Regions from separate parts of the Homo sapiens genome. Here region 2 is linked to region 1. Evidence: chromatin loops called from intact Hi-C (ENCODE). Cell type or tissue: heart left ventricle. All regions are shown on one strand. Region 1 holds the start of KXD1 (KxDL motif containing 1). Region 2 overlaps ELL (elongation factor for RNA polymerase II).

What was found. A loop is a pair of places that touch in the nucleus more often than their neighbours do. Peaks named below come from ENCODE experiments on the same cell type or tissue, not always from the same donor. Only the 100,000 strongest peaks of a DNase experiment are listed, where the experiment ranks them.
Region 2: it touches region 1 in a loop (2.1-fold over the local background); 10 of 110 quality-filtered maps call a loop at or near these places.

The regions. Positions count from the first base shown.
Region 1 is chr19:18,556,270-18,558,769 of GRCh38, forward strand. KXD1 (KxDL motif containing 1) reads left to right here and starts at 1,601. Exons shown (of 5, transcript NM_024069.4): 1 at 1,601-1,645. RefSeq lists enhancers at 628-1,419, 1,420-2,209 and a silencer at 1,700-1,859. In heart left ventricle, no CTCF peak of the experiment used is centred here; a DNase peak (open chromatin) is centred at 1,552; H3K4me3 peaks cover 1,552 bases; H3K27ac peaks cover 1,629 bases.
Region 2 is chr19:18,487,979-18,490,478 of GRCh38, forward strand. The region is part of intron 1 of ELL (elongation factor for RNA polymerase II); the gene reads right to left. Among named protein-coding and RNA genes, the nearest start is that of ELL, 33 kb to the right of the region's middle. In heart left ventricle, a CTCF peak has its summit at 1,038; no DNase peak of the experiment used is centred here.

The sequences.
Region 1 (2,500 bases):
TCTCGGCTCACTGCAATCTCCGCCTCCCAGGTTCAAGAGATTCTCATGCCTCATCCTCCTGAGTAGCTATGATTATAGCACCTGCCACCACGCCAGGCTAATTTTTTTTTTTTTTTTTTGGATTTTTAGTAGAGACGGGGTTTCACCATGTTGGCCAGTCTGGTCTCAAACTCCCGACCTCAGGTGATCCACACGCCTGGCATCCCAAAGTGCTGGGGTTACAGGCGTGAGCCACTGCGCCGGGCCTGTTTGTTTTTTGAGACTGGGTCTCACTCTGTTGCCCAGGCTGGAGTGGGGTCTTCGTTCACTGCAACTTCTGCCTCCTGGCCTCAAACGATACTCCTACCTCAGCCTCTTGAGAAACTGGGACCACAGGCTCGGGCCACAGGCCCGTTTTTTTTTTTTTTTCCAATTGTAGCTGTGAGGCATTTTATTACAAAAACTTGGTACTCGTATACACAAACTAACATGAACTTAAAATACATTTTCTTCATTTTTTAGCTTGACCTTCTTTTTTTTTTTTGAGACGTGGTCTTGCTCTATCGCCCAAGCTGGAGTGCAGTGGTGCGATCTTGGCTTACTGCAGCCTCTGCCTCCTGGGTTCAAGCGATTCTCCTGCCTCAGCCTCCTGAGTAGCTGGGATTACAGGCTCCCGCCACCACTCCCGACTAATTTTTTTTATTTTTAGTAGAGACAAGGTTTCACCATGTTGGTCAGGCTGGTCTCGAACTCCTGATCTCGTGATCCGCCCGCCTCGGCCTCCCAAAGTGCTCGGATTACAATGACAGGATGTGAGCCACCGCGCCCAGCCTGTAAACCCTTTTGAAAAAATTCCCCAGCGCATTACTCCAAAACAACGTGGAAGTGTAAATGGAAACCAGGGCTGGGCGCGGTGGCTCATGCCTGTAATCCCAGCACTTTGGGAGGCCGAGGCGGGCAGATCACCTGAGGTCGGGAGATCGGGACCCGCCTGACCAACATGGAGAAACCCTGTCTCTACTAAAAACACAAAACTTGCCGGGCATGGTGGCACATGCCTGTAATTCCAGCTACTCCGGAAGGCTGAGGCAGATGAATCGCTTGAACCTGGGAAGCGGAGGTTGCGGTGAGCCGAGATCACGCCATTGTACTCCAGCCTGGGCAACAAGAGCGAAACTCTGTCTCAAAAAAAAAAAAAAAAAAAAAAAAAGGAAACTTGGACCAAAAAAATCAGCAAAAGTGGAGCAGGGATGTCTGAACACAGATGAGTCTAATTCCCTGCTTGGAAAGCAGGACACCTGAGTGTGGTTTGGCCTCTGACCACTGTAGCATTTACGACCTTGGGGAGGGTTACCACTCTGGGACCTCAGTCACACTATCTACAAAATGGGACACTTCTCTCAGCCTTCCTTCTTCCGGGCCGCTTTCAAGCCTGGGCTTCTGGAAATACGCAGGCGCGAGATGAATTGTTTGATTGGCTATTCATTGTGATGCACCCACGAGCTGAAGCTCCGTCTAAGCCCCGCCCTTTCCTGTCGTGACTTAACGCACGCAAGCGGCTCCAGGGTACGTCCCCGCCACGCGCGCTCGCAGGATCGGTGCGTGGTGACGTTTCGCCGGCGCGGGCGCCATCCCGGAAGCGCGAGCAAGGCCGCCAGATGTGCAGGTGCCGCCGCTACCGACGCCGGGGCCGAGTTTGGGGTGGGGCTGGGGACTCCAGGGCCGCGGGGAACCGGTCCGGGTCGGGCGCGGCCCCCGGGCTGCGGTGGGGTGGGGTGCGCCACTGGCCACATCTGGTCATTCCTGCTGCGCACAGGCCTCAGTTTCCCCGTCTGCTCAATGGATACGCAGGCGGCGCTACGGGCTGGATCTGGATCCGGATCAGGGGCATAGGAATTGGGGCCTCCTGTGTTCTGGGTGTGTCGTGTAACCTGGAGCTGGGCGTTGCCCGGTTTGTGCCTCAGTTTCCCTGTATTGTAGGGGACGGGGCGTGAGGGGATATTTGAGCCCCTCCCCACTTGGGGTTTTTCAGAGCTTGGATGGCTGAGTTAAATTCTGTTAAATAACCTGGATATAGAACCGTGGTGCTTCTCTGCCTCTCCCTGTGAGTTTCGGCAACGGAGCCCGCCCCTGTGAGCCTCAGTTTCACTCGGAGATGATTGTGTCTGCCTCGTAACGGTGATTGAGGATGAAATGAAGTGCTCTACAAGTGTTTGCCCGTAATATATTCTTAGAGGCCCCTGGGATGCTCTCAAAATGTTGATTCCCGGGACTTCTTCACACTCCTCTTGGAGAAACAGCCTGTCCTGAGCTCCAGTCGTTATCACCTTTGGTTTCAGTTGCCACAGACAGCACTGTGAGATCTTCATTCTACCTTATTTTCATTTTATGGTTGAAAAAACTGATTCAGAAGGGTGAAGTGGCTCTCCCATGGTCAAACAGCCTACCTCTCTGCGTTTCTTCAATAAATCTACATTTGGAGTTGGGATCAGAGCTCTTGCTGGGTCAATTTCACTGTGTA
Region 2 (2,500 bases), 68 kb before region 1:
GGCCCCACCTCACTCTGGCCACAACCAGGCTGGCAAGTGTCCACCGTGGTCTCTGCCCAGTAATAACCTCAGCAGTGTGGTATGGTGTGGACATCCTCACCTGGTGGGCCCATCCTGAGAAACATGCCTGAAGGCACCCGGCAGGTGAGCAGGGAGAGAGGTAGGTCCCAGCCCGCCTCTCCACCTGGGTCTTATCTCACAAAAGGATCGGCCCTGTTATTGGGTTAGGTCGTGGGTAAGCGTACACCAAGATCCGCCAACTGACTTCTTCCCAGAAAGATGCCCGTCCTTCAGAGCAAACGGCCTGACAAGAAATGTCACCAAACTGGACTCCTCCCCACCAGCAGCATAGAACCCAGAGCACAGCTCCCACAGAGCCAAAAGGAGACCACACAGCAGGAAGCACGTGGCACTGCCAAGCTGGATAGGAGCTGCAGAGGCAGCCTGTGACCAGCAGGGCATGTGCTGGCCAGGGCTGGCCCAGGGCAAGTCCCCAAACCTCAGAGTACCCAGGAGGCCCTGGGGCTCAGGATCCAGGGCTCTAGGGAGGGGCTGCATGCTCCCAGCATCCACGGGGCGGGGGCTAGAACAGAACATGCTCTGCCAGGTGCTCAGCGCCCACACACCCTCAAAAGTCTGATCGCAGGGACCTTCTATGGACCGGGCTGTGCATCTTGAGGGCCAACTTCAAGCAAAGGAAAGCCTGATCACAGGGACCTTCTATGGACAGGGCTGCGCATCTTGGGGGCCAACTTTAAGCAAAGGAGGAGACTGAGGCTCAGGGAAGCCAGGTGCCTTGCTTAAGGCCACCAGCTCAGTAAGTGGCAGGGCTTGAGCTGAAACACAGGACTCTCCCAAAATGACGAGGCAATGGCACCCTGCTATGTCAGAATGTGTCTTTTCTCCTTCCAAACTGACAAACTGACTCTTCACAGGCGCAGGTCATGCGTCCTGGACCGGCTGACCAGAGTCCTGAACTGAAGCTGTGCAGGCGCGGGTCCCTGCATCTGCAGACCGACTTCCGTCATCCCACCTGCAGGGGGTGTGGAGGAGCCTTGCCTGACAGCCGGAGGGAGCTGGAGTCTGAAATCTCAGCTGCTCTTTTTACAGAACGTTTTGTCACCTGCCTTCAAATAAAAGCGCCCAATTTCGGCTCAAGGTGACATGGATTGGGTATTTGCCTAGCAGCTGACACACACCAGAAAGCAGGAGACAGCAGGAGCTCTGCCAAGTGTGCTGTGGATCTAGGTCAGAACATGGTGCAGGTGTGAGCGAGGGGGCGTCCTCCCAGGAACGCTAGCACAATTCCAGAAGTTTCAAGAGAATGCTGAAGTTCAGCCAGGTCAGACAACCACTTGACCGCGGACAGATTTAGAGAAAGTCATGCAGGCCTGGGCAGACCTCGGGCTGGCCGCCCCGGGTGCTCCCATCCCCCTCATGTTAGCCCCTGGTTCCCCCAACCACCACTCACTCCTGCTGGGACGTCAAGAGCCCCAGGTTCTTGGCTGCTGCCATCCAAGACCTGAGCCTCTCCCAGCCAGCTCTGGCACCTTCTCTAGTTTCCTCAGAGGGGAATCTTACCCAAGTATCTATTGGATCACTCCCTGCACACCCCAGCTGCCTGATAAGGCCGGCAGGCTTAGCCCTGCAGCCCCCAGCAGCCCACGCTGGCCCCTTCATGGTACTCACACTCAGTGCTGTGTGACCCCTGTGCCTACTGCAGTCTAGATCCTCCTGGGATCCACCTGGCCAACACCTCCCCCAAGGCGTCATCAGAGAGGCTTTCCAACTGTGAGGGCTCACTGGGGCCCCGGCCTCTGGCTGTGAGCATCTCACTGATTGGGGTGCGAGGTTGGTCTCTTCCCACCTAAAGGGGAGTTCCAGGAGGAGCAGTCCCTCCTGTTTCTGCTGACCCCTGGGGCTGATGGCCTAGCACTAGGACAACAGAATAAGGGCCCAGACGCGCACTGAGCAGAGATATGGAGCTGGCCCTGACCACGCTGTGGAGCCCGTGCTGGTCCCTCAAGCCTCCAGCCACCTGCACGCGGGGCCAGCCAGGCCAGGTGAGACACAGCCTTGCTTACACGCCAGCTGCGTCTGAGAGCAGAGAACCCTGCTGTCGCCTTCTCTCCTGGACGCAATCTAAAACAATCTCAACTTACAAAAAACCTGCAAGAACAGTACAAAGAACAGCCATATTCTGTGACGTTTCTGCCACCTGCCCCTCCCCCCCACCCACGCCTATTATCCACATACTTAGATGTAGCAACACACTTGCTTCTTGAACCATTTGAGGGCCGGCTGGAGACTTTGCCACACTGTGCCCCTAAACGCAGCATGTTTCCTGAGAGTAAAAATACTCTTCTGGGCCGACACAGCAGGGACCAGCTTCACATTTATTATTAATATGACACTTCAAGCCACCGTCTGTCTCCCAGGTCATTGCCTGACTTGGTGGTGACCTCACATTGTCCTCCCCGCAGCGGGAGCCCATGGGCAG